Regions from separate parts of the Homo sapiens genome. Here region 2 is linked to region 1. A link is a contact called in ENCODE Hi-C data. All regions are on one chromosome and are shown on one strand. Each heading gives the region's core, a stretch centred on a gene start or an enhancer-like site at or near the end of the contact. The rest is flanking DNA. Distances are from core to core; before and after follow the strand shown.

Region 1 (5,237 bases), core at 196-2,695:
GCTGCTAGAAAGCAATGGCACAGTGGCTTCAATATATATTAGCAGAGATGAGGGAAGGGAGGGGAATGAGCATTTTTAATCACATGTGGAAGCCCATCTAGGAATCTAAAGGATATATATGCAGCACAAAGCAGGTTGCAAAGCTTTAATATTGTAACTCAGATGTAGGAGGGGAAATAATTTCATTATTTTGAATATAACCAATCAGGCCATCCTTTTGGGTCCCCACTCACAGGAAATTGATAAAATGTCTCTTTTCATTTAAGCTAAAGCAAAGTTTGATCCAGCAAGTTTAACAATTCCCTTTCAAGCGCCTAGTTCTCATCCCCTTCTCCAGTCTGTTAATTTTATCTTTCTTTGCCCTCCTCCACCATACATACATGATAGAATAGAATCAATGCAACTGCATCATTGTTTGAATGAAACAAAAACCTAAATTTTCCAGAGAGATTTGATAAGCCTGTCGGAAAAGTGTATGAAAACTCCACACTGATAAATACTCCACGTTTACACCCAGTCCCCTTTTCAGTAGGAGATGGTATTTCTATGTCCTGACTGAGTGCTCATGCTCCAAAACAAAAAACAATACTCTTCCTAAAATCTGGTAAAACAGAGTCCAAGTGTAGCACAATAAGCAATGGTCTGATTATTTGCATAGCCGATGTGCAGAAAACCACCAGATATTTCCATCTGTCCATCTTTATCTGCAGCTAATTGATTTCACAACTTTTCCAGATGTTAAAATGCCAAGCCCCATATAAAAATGTTTGCCAATCACGGCTAAGCCTGCAAATGTATCTTTCCAAACAACGGGAAATATGGAGTCAGAGAGTCCCAGAGAGGAAAACTAAACCGCCGGAAAGCAGAAGCGGGATATTCATGCCATTGTTCCTTGAATTGGTTGAGGGACCCCTGTCTGTCAAGCACCATGATCCGCGCTCAGTACACACTCGAGATAAAGGGTCCTTGCCCTTGGGGAGCTTCAAATCCAAGCAGACTCAGACACAGAAGAGGAGCAGTGTCCCGTGTCAAGGTGCAGAAGGGTGAGCGGAGAGGAAGGCCACACTCATTAACAGAGGAAAGTTCCTCTGAGTCACTGGTTAGGCGGTGAGATGTTCCAGTGAATGAAATCATTCATATCACTATTCTATATGAAGAAACCATTTTTCAGAGTCCAAATTTAAAACCTGCACTTAACAGTGAACATTTGATGAACAAAAGGTTGAACTGAGTTTTCAGGAGCCGTCTTCATTCTGAACACCAAGTTTTCCCTTCACATGCAGCCTCTTTCCTTTCTCAAGGCTATGCTCCTGCTTCTCCCAGGACCTCTCTGTCCTTGGCTCTTTGAAATGCTCTCTTCCCCTTCCTTAAGTCCTCACGTGGGCCCTCCGACGCTTGGCTCTCACCCGGGCTCTTCTCGTTCCCTCTGTAAGTGCCTTGAGCGCTGACCGGTATTTGGGTGACTGCCAACTCCACATCTTCGCCTGACCTATCACCTTCATTCAGTTTCCTGTCTCCACACCCATCCTGGCTGTTTCTCGGCACAGTAATCTATACATAGTGATCCTCTGTCACTTGAAACTCAGCTCTTCCAAAAGTGAACTCACTCACTTTACATCCCAAACTGGCTCCTTGACCAGCAAGAAGGTCTGCAGTCCCAGCACCTCCACGTTCTGCCTTTGAATATAACCATTCGGGCCATCTTCCTGGGTCCCTGCTCACTAGGGAGTGGGAGGAAATTAACAGGTCTGCTTTCATTTACAGCTAAGTTTGATCCCTAAGTTTAACAACTCCTTTTCTGTTTCTTTGTTTCTTCAAAAGTAAAAGGGGGACAATGACAGATGGCTGCAGCACCGGTAGTAGGAACCAAAAAGATAACAGATACCAAAGCATTTCAAAAACTAGAAAGTGATATGCAAGAATAAGATATTAGTCAGTGTCTCATAGATATTATTTTTCACATGGGTCGTTGTTATCATATATGTAAGTATGATAGATATGTTTTGTCATGCAAAACAGGATAGATATATTTTTTCATGCTACCATGGAAATCAACCTCACACAGGTCAGTGCCCAGTAAAGTGTGGATAGCATTTTAATTTTTGGAATAGTAAAATGTAGATTAAAAAGAAAATTATAACCAATTTCTTAGAAACCTTCAAGAAGGATACACAGATACTGATGCAAGTATTTTGCTGTGTATCACATTTATATATGAATATAAAAACCTCGTGTATCCCGGAACTTAAATGAAATTTTAAAAAGGAAAAATGAGGAAAAGATATGAATAAACAATTCATATAAAGTGAAAAAAAAGCCTATATACACATATCAAAATTACTCTCCTCTTTTTTCTGCCTGCAGCTATAGGGTAAAGTTATAAAATAAAATTATAAAATCCTACCATGATTTTATAAATTGTGAATCAAAATTGCCCCAGGACATATACTTGTACAACTTGAGGTGAGATCCATGAAACTCCCCACTCACTGGGGCAGGCCCCTGAGTGATAGGTGTCATCTCCCTGTCATCTCCAGCTACACAAACACCAAGTGAGAGGACCCTTGTCCTCTTTACTTTCACGTATGCATGCTCTGATTAGCTCATCCATTCTTCTGCCTGTTGACTCCTGCCATCACCACACCCACCACATACTTTAGAAAGCACAGGATAATTGAGCCCTTATCACAAACCAGATGTTTTGGGTCAGGGGTGGGAACCATATTTGGCTCTGGGGCAAAGTAGCAAGAAGTTGCAAAAACTCTTACTATTTTCATTCTTTTTCAGAAATGTAAGAGGCTATAGAAAGTGTGTCTACCTCTCTCTGGGTCAGGATTTTCTCTTTTTTCACTCTGCTCCTATTTCTAGGGGTTTGTCTTTCATCAGTCCTGCCTCTTTGCATGTTTTTGCATATCCCTAATCTCTTTAACTTTTGGGGTTAACGGGTATACTGCAGAACTCTCAACCGGGAATAGTCTAGAAATGGAAAAGATTTTGACTTTTTGCAAGGATATTTCTCATTTCCCATTTTTATTGAAAAGGCCTAAATGTTCTGATTTTTAAAAAAATATTATTTCTCCAGCACCTCCACGTCTCAGAATCTCCTCACCTGCAGGCTTCCTGGGGAAGCACCTGCACTCTCACCCACTGACACCCACTCACATCCTCCACCTGCACCTTAATTCACAGCAATTGGTTTTCATCTCTTGCACTTGGCTAAAACCACTTTCTCATTTCAGATCTTCACATGGCTAGACCAGGAGCCTCTTACTCTCTGCATTTCATTTCTTCTCTTTGGATCTCATTCCTGAAGTTTTCTCATGCATTACTACTCCTTTGTGATTCTCCCTTCTTCTCTGATAACTTTTCAGTTGCCTTTCTTCTGTTCCTTCAGCTGAATTTCTTAAATTTTATTCTTAGCTACTTTCGCTTCTCATTTTACAATTTATCTTTGCACTAACTCATCCATTAACTCAAATTCAACTAAAACCAGCTCTGTGGATATGCCAGACTCCTAAGTTCCATCGCTAACCTTGACCAAGCTCTTGAGCTTTAAGAACAGTTGTCAGAGAGCACCATGGATTTCTTACTATCTCAGGTTCTCACTGATTACAAGGAAATACTCCCCTGCGTTGTGTGGGTTCCTGTTGGCATTTGCTCCTCAAGACTTAACTTTGGCTACTTGACATCGTAATCTAAGTGTTGGGATAAGATGTTTTGACCTTATCTTCTTATCCTTAAAGGATTTTGCAAGCATGTGTTTCAAGAACTGAACTATGTGACCGCAACTCTGTTAAATCCTGCTGTGAACTGAATGTTTCTGCCAATTCCGCCAAATTCATGTGCTGGAATCCTAACCCCCAATGTGATGGTATTAGGAGGTAGGGCCGTTGCGGGTGGTTAGGTCATGAGGGATCTGGGATTAGTACCTTTATAAAAAGACACTAGAGAGCTTGCTTTATCTTTCTCTTTCTCTGCTCTTCACCATGAGAGGATGCGATGAGAAGAGGGCCCTCACCAGACACAGGATCTGCCAGCACCTTGATCTTAAACTTCCAGACTCCGGGACTGGGAGAAATAGATGTTTGTTATTTAAGCCATGCAGCCTATGGCAATTTGTTATGGCAGCCTGAACTGACTAGGACAGGTCCTTATCTCTGAATGGGAACAGAGAACAAGATAAACTCTAAGGACAGGCCCTTGTCAGTTTGTAAAAATAGACAAGCCAAAAAGCATTATTTTTATTTTGCAGACAGAGGTTACAAGCCTTGTTTAAATTATTTTAAATACCATTGGTTTAATTTCAGTCCTTTAGAAATGCACAGTCCAGAAATGAAAGTGAGAACTGTGTGACTGTAAAACTGTAAAAATTGTTTTCATGCATGGCTTATGAGCACAATCAGAGTCCAAATGGCTACACTTTAATATATACTTTATATTAGCTATTAAGGAATATTGTTCTACAATGGTTAAGTATATCTAAAAGACTGCAGAATAGTCGTTAATAATTTCAACAAATTAATATTTAGGAAGTGTTCATTATGTGCTGTGATAAGGCACTGTGATAAGTGTTTCACATGCTTATTTGATCCTCAAAAAAACTCGATAACGTGGTAGATTATTAACCTGTTTTATGCATGAAAAAGTAAAGCTAGAAAAGGTAAGTAATCTACCTGCGGTCACGGAAAACACTATAATTCATGTTGACCAGACCAATATAAAATATTTAGAAAATATATTCCACGTTTTACTTAATATTATAGTGTTTGATTCACCAAATCATATAATTGTGCATATCCTTATGGAAGAGGAAAGAAAGGAGAAAAAGGATCTATTAAATCTCATTTCTAAAAAACTAGCCAATAGAAAATGTTCTGTCTATCCATGATAAGGATAATTTAAAATTATTACATTGTAATTTTCTATTTAGTTTTAGTAGCCTGGGAAAAAAAGTCTTAAAATGATTGATTTTTTTAACTTATATAATTTTAATTTGGTGCAAGAAATATGGATTATTAGGTACTCAAGAGTCAACATTCACTGAACTACATGTCAAATAATCCCATGGCCGTATAAATTATAAATAAAAGATACCTAAATATGATTAAGTATATAGGTTTTTAAAAGTGAGACTTTTTAGCTTATTTTTTAATTGTTAAAAAACATTATACATATAAAAGATGGCATAAGATATTTATGCATAACTGAAGAATCATTCAATCAAAAATATGTATTAG
Region 2 (5,472 bases), core at 551-3,050, 630 kb after region 1:
TTTCTACTTGGTTCATATCTATAATTTCTCTTTATTGCTATAAAATTTTCTCATACTTTATCCTTTTTTTTTTTTTTTTTTTTTTTTTTGAGACAGAGTCTTGCTCTGTCACCCAGGCTGGAGGGCAGTGGCGTGATCTTGGCTCACTGCAAGCTCCGCCTCCTGGGTTCATGCCATTCTCCTGCCTCGGCCTCCCTAGTAGCTGGGACTACAGGCACCTGCCACCACACCCGGCTAATTTTTTTTTTTTTTTTGTATTTTTAGTAGAGACAGGGTTTCCCCATGTTAGCCAGGATGGTCTTGATCTCCTGACCTCATGATCCTCCTGCCTCAGCCTCCCAAAGTGCTGGGATTATAGGCGTGAGCCACCCCACCTGGCCACTATCCTTCGATATTTTTTTTAAGACATGGTTTCCTTGAGGTGTTTGAATATGCCTATAATTGCCGATTTAAAAAGTTTATTTAGTGAATCTAAGTCTGGGCTCCCTCAGAGACAGTTTCTGTTGACTGCTTTTTTTCCTGTTTGAGTGTTTCATAATATTTTGTTGAAAATTGGGCATTTAAAATAAAATAATGTGGCAACTCTGGAAATTGGATATTCCCTTTCTCCTCCCCCAGGATTTGCTGCTGTTGCTGTTTATTGTTACAGCTTGCCTAGTGACTTTTCCTGGACAAAGGCTATATAAAGTCCGTCCCCTTAAGTCCCTGCTTGTTTAGTTTAGTGGTTAGCTAATGGTTGGACAGAGAAGTCACCACAACCACTGTCTCCTATCCTTTACCGACGGCTTGTGTGTTTGTGTTGGGGTGTGCCATCACTTCCTATTTGTGTAGACAGTCATGCTCAGCCACAGGTGACAAATGAGGACCCCCTCACGTCTTTCCTGGGTGTGCACATGGCCTTGCACCTGCATGTGGCTGTCTAGATCCCCAGGAATGTATTGGACCTTTTCAAAGCCCACCATTAACACTGTATTCCCCACATTTTCCTTTATAGTTTTTTGGCCAGCTGCTTGTTTGCCCCATGGGTATTGTCCCCTCAGACAGCTGCGCTGTTGAACAGTGGCTACTGATTGTTGTAGTCATGTGCCCTGGGGCTAGGGCTTCTCCTGCTCGGCAAACTAGATCAGGGCAAATCAATGCAAATCCTGTGAATGGGGCTTTCCGTGTTGCTGCCAGATAGGCCACATGGTGTCAGTTCTGAGGATGGGGCTTTTGGGGAGCCCATTCTGACCCTTGAGTGGTTGCTAGGCTGCTGGGTTTCAAGGCTACCATGGAGCTGGGGAGGGAAGAATGGGGCTTTGGATAAGTTAAAATACCACAAAGCTCACATTTCTGAGATGTTGCTATTTGCTTGAATCAACAATCCATGGATTGTTGTAAGCCTTTGGTTTTCCAGAATTCTGAAAAAGTTGCTTTTGACCATTTTTCCAGGTGTTTTCCTTGTTTTAATGGAGGTGCAGATTTTTGGAGGTCCTTATTCTGACATTTTGGAAGTGTTTTACACCCCCTCCTTTTGGAGTAAGGTTTGTGGGTAAGATCTCTGCAGTCATGACCAGTGGTGCCTGACTGTTTTGTGTGAAAGTCAGCAGGCAGAGCCAGTTGTCTTAAGGAAACTGCCGGCTGGCTGGTTTGAGAACTGAGAAGTGGTGGGTTAATTTCTAATCAAGGAGTGTGATCATAAAGGTGATCAGTACTCACAGACTTCTAATTAGATGAGGTCAGATGTCCATGGTGCAACTCTTACGGCATCTGGTTGGTGGGGCTGAGGATGCACAGGGACCTCAAGCTCTGGTTCCTGCTTGGTGTCTGTGTCAGTTTCTGTTAGCATGAACAGCAGCTGGTTCCTCTGTGTACCAAGAACCCAGCGCTTTACAGTTGACCCTTCTCTCCCCAGATGACTTCCTGAAGCCACAGATCATCACCCAGCCAGAAACCACCATGGCTATGGTGGGCAAGGACATCCGGTTTACATGCTCAGCAGCCAGCAGCAGCAGCTCCCCCATGACCTTTGCCTGGAAGAAAGACAATGAAGTCCTGACCAATGCAGACATGGAGAACTTTGTCCACGTCCACGCGCAGGACGGGGAAGTGATGGAGTACACCACCATCCTGCACCTCCGTCAGGTCACTTTCGGGCACGAGGGCCGCTACCAATGTGTCATCACCAACCACTTTGGCTCCACCTATTCACATAAGGCCAGGCTCACCGTGAATGGTATGGAAACACCATCTTTGTTATAGTACCAGAATCCTACAAAGCACACTCCTGATTGCCCTTTCAGCTTTCCATGTAGAGATGACTGAGACAGGACACACACATGCTTCTGTGGGGCACTGTTAAATCCTATTGTTGCCTGGGTTTGCCCCAGAGCAAGTTTTGCAGATTTCAAGGGTTATTCACAATGAGTTACTTGTTTTTGGTGAGTTTTAAAAATCTAGTTATTGGCCGGGTGCTGTGGCTCATGCCTGTAATCCCAGCAGTTGGGAGACTGAGGTGGGCAGATCACTTGAAGCCAGGAGTTCGAGACTAGTGTGGCCAACATAGTGAAACCCCGTCTCTACTAAAAATACAAAAATTAGCCAGGTGTGGTGGCACATGCCTGTAATCCCAGCTACTTGGGAGGCTGAGGCACAAGAATTGCTTGAACCCAGGAGGTGGACGTTGCAGTGAGCCGAGATCACTCCACTGCATTCCAGCCTGGGTGTCAAAGTGAGACTGTCTCAAAAACAAAACAAAAACTAGTTATTAAGTCAAATTGTGGAGAGCTAAGCCTTGTTTTGTCCAGTTCTTATCCTCTATAAGCCAAGAGATCTGGCTTCCAAATTCCAAATACCCCTTAGCCTGGGGAAGCTGCTGTTCTTTGAGTAGATGGCACAGCATTGGAGTCAGAGGCTAGCTACTGCTCCAGAGACTGTGGAGTGCAAGGCTGGTGTGAGCCCTGGCCTGAAAGACACAGTGTCCTGGCAGTTGACAGGTTTTTACTCATTAACCAGCCTTGGAGCTTGTCAAGGGGACCATGTGTTATTGTGTGTTTGGAGGAGGGGGGTGGGGAGTAGATAGCTTGAAGAGTTTACTGTCCCACCCCAGTAACCTAATGGGGTTATCCTGATTACTAACTCTCTAGTTAAAAAGAATTGGCTTGAGAATCATCAGAATGGTGGATCTGCTTTGCTCTTTAAGCCCCCACAGATCACAGCGAAACACCTTCTTTACCACACTGTAGTGGGGTTGTCTTGGCTTATTCCAAGTCCTCACAGCTTCCGAAAGACTCAGCTGTTTGTTAGACTCTCCCCAAAATTGACGTTGACAGGAACTCTGGTGGTGCCTGACACGTGGCTGGATGCGTCCCACTCTGTCAGGACATCGATCTTTAGGCTGAGCAAGCTAGCAAGCTGAATGCTTCCTGCCTGGGTATACGGCAGTGGGCAGGAACAGCCTGGGTGAACAACCATCCAAATGGATGAGCCATCCCATTCATCCCATGAACACCCATCCAAACGGATGAGCCATCCCATTGCTCTCCCAAGGTGGAGGCATGCCCACCTTCCCTCTGTAATTCCATCTCCACAGCCTCTCTCTTGGTGGGTAAAGCAGGCAAGCATCAGGCCTACCTAGTGTGGATGGGCACCCCCTGCAACTCCCGTATAGGCACTGCCATGTAGAGTAAAAGCCTTTGCTTTGAAGGGACTATAGCCAGCCTAGGGTGTACAATGCAAGGCTGATGGGATGGAAGTGTTCCAACTGTGGTGGGAGAAGCTGGGGGTTCCTGATTCACAGGTGGCAGGAGTGGTCCTGGGCAGACATTGGGAGAAAAGAAGTGAACTGGCACTGGGCACAGTGACAGGTAGGTGTTTGCCAGAGGACTTCCTGGTTTTGCATCTAGCTGTCCCGTAACCCGACCCTGTATACGTATGTTTTCCAGTGTTGCCATCATTCACCAAAACGCCCCACGACATAACCATCCGGACCACCACCATGGCCCGCCTCGAATGTGCTGCCACAGGTCACCCAAACCCTCAGATTGCCTGGCAGAAGGATGGAGGCACGGATTTCCCCGCTGCCCGTGAGCGACGCATGCATGTCATGCCGGATGACGACGTGTTTTTCATCACTGATGTGAAAATAGATGACGCAGGGGTTTACAGCTGTACTGCTCAGAACTCAGCCGGTTCTATTTCAGCTAATGCCACCCTGACTGTCCTAGGTTTGCCTATTGCTCTACTGTGTGTGTGTGTGTGTGTGTGTGAGCGAGAGAGAGAGACTCTCAAATGCTCTGTGTGGCCAGGGGTGGTATGCGTTGTGGGCCTTTCGACCCTGTTTGAAATTTGGGGCTGCTTTTTGAGTTGAGTTAATTTTTCTTAAACAAGTGTTTCTATCTCTTTAAAAGAAATGATAGCTGGTGAATTAAGAGTCTTCATAGGGTTTAGCTACAGAACATTTTAAGAATTGGACAGGATGGATGTGGGCTTGGTCAAGAGCTACAGAACATTTTAAGAATTGGACAGGATGGATGTGGGCTTGGTCAAGAATAAGGACACAGGCCTGACACAGGACAGTTAGGGAATAGCAGGGGCTTTTGTCAGCAGAGGTTCACTGTCCCTGTGGAAGCCACTCCCAGCATGGAGATGACTCAGTCAATGAGTTGAAGGGTCTTCTCCAAAGCTTGCCACTCTGAGACAGAATCTCAGATGCATCTCATTGATATGTTGGATTGTCCGTTGTCCAGAAGACCGGGCAGAGCCAGAGCAACGGAGGCCCTGAGAATGACTAAGATCTCTGTTGCTCTCTTGTAGAGACCCCATCCTTGGTGGTCCCCTTGGAAGACCGTGTGGTATCTGTGGGAGAAACAGTGGCCCTCCAATGCAAAGCCACGGGGAACCCTCCGCCCCGCATCACCTGGTTCAAGGGGGACCGCCCGCTGAGCCTCACTGAGCGGCACCACTTGACCCCTGACAACCAGCTCCTGGTGGTTCAGAACGTGGTGGCAGAGGATGCGGGCCGATATACCTGTGAGATGTCCAACACCCTGGGCACGGAGCGAGCTCACAGCCAGCTGAGCGTCCTGCCCGCAGCAGGCTGCAGGAAGGATGGGACCACGGTAGGCATCTTCACCATTGCTGTCGTGAGCAGCATCGTCCTGACGTCACTGGTCTGGGTGTGCATCATCTACCAGACCAGGAAGAAGAGTGAAGAGTACAGTGTCACCAACACAGGTCAGGCCCTGCCAGCGGAGCTGACTTTCAAGGAGGGAGGAATGGCAGTGATGCTGGGGAACTGGGCCGGGTTCCAGTGGCTTTTGAAAGAATTGCACTGTGTTCAGAACTCCTGAGGGTTTAGTCCCACTAATTCCATTTTAACTTTGAGGAACTTAACCTTAAACAGGAATACTCTCAAATTTAACCTTAAACAGGAATACTCACAAATACAAGTAACTGACGCACCATGCAGTTTTCCCTCTCCTTGCTAACTCA

Evidence for each region. A loop is a pair of places that touch in the nucleus more often than their neighbours do. Pooled maps may share reads with other maps.
Region 2: a map with no recorded cell type shows a loop between it and region 1 (8-fold over the local background). The contact joins two enhancer-like sites. A Hi-C loop is called at or near these places in 1 of 168 maps with a recorded cell type or tissue (CD4-positive, alpha-beta memory T cell), 6 of 37 single-sample maps with no recorded cell type and 3 of 50 pooled maps.

The regions. Positions count from the first base shown.
Region 1 is chr3:67,014,804-67,020,040 of GRCh38, reverse strand. No RefSeq gene overlaps it. Among named protein-coding and RNA genes, the nearest start is that of KBTBD8, 19 kb to the right of the region's middle. RefSeq lists an enhancer at 1,598-1,647. Within about 2 kb of position 1,445, at least 3 of the 41 ENCODE cell types and tissues checked have a DNase peak (open chromatin) inside an H3K27ac peak, as active enhancers do.
Region 2 is chr3:66,382,724-66,388,195 of GRCh38, reverse strand. LRIG1 (leucine rich repeats and immunoglobulin like domains 1) reads left to right here. Exons shown (of 19, transcript NM_015541.3): 13 at 1,895-2,215; 14 at 3,924-4,205; 15 at 4,795-5,214. Among named protein-coding and RNA genes, the nearest start is that of LRIG1, 120 kb to the left of the region's middle. RefSeq lists enhancers at 1,144-1,203, 1,234-1,313, 1,324-1,493, 1,954-2,053, 4,500-4,999 and 1 more. Within about 2 kb of position 1,800, at least 3 of the 41 ENCODE cell types and tissues checked have a DNase peak (open chromatin) inside an H3K27ac peak, as active enhancers do.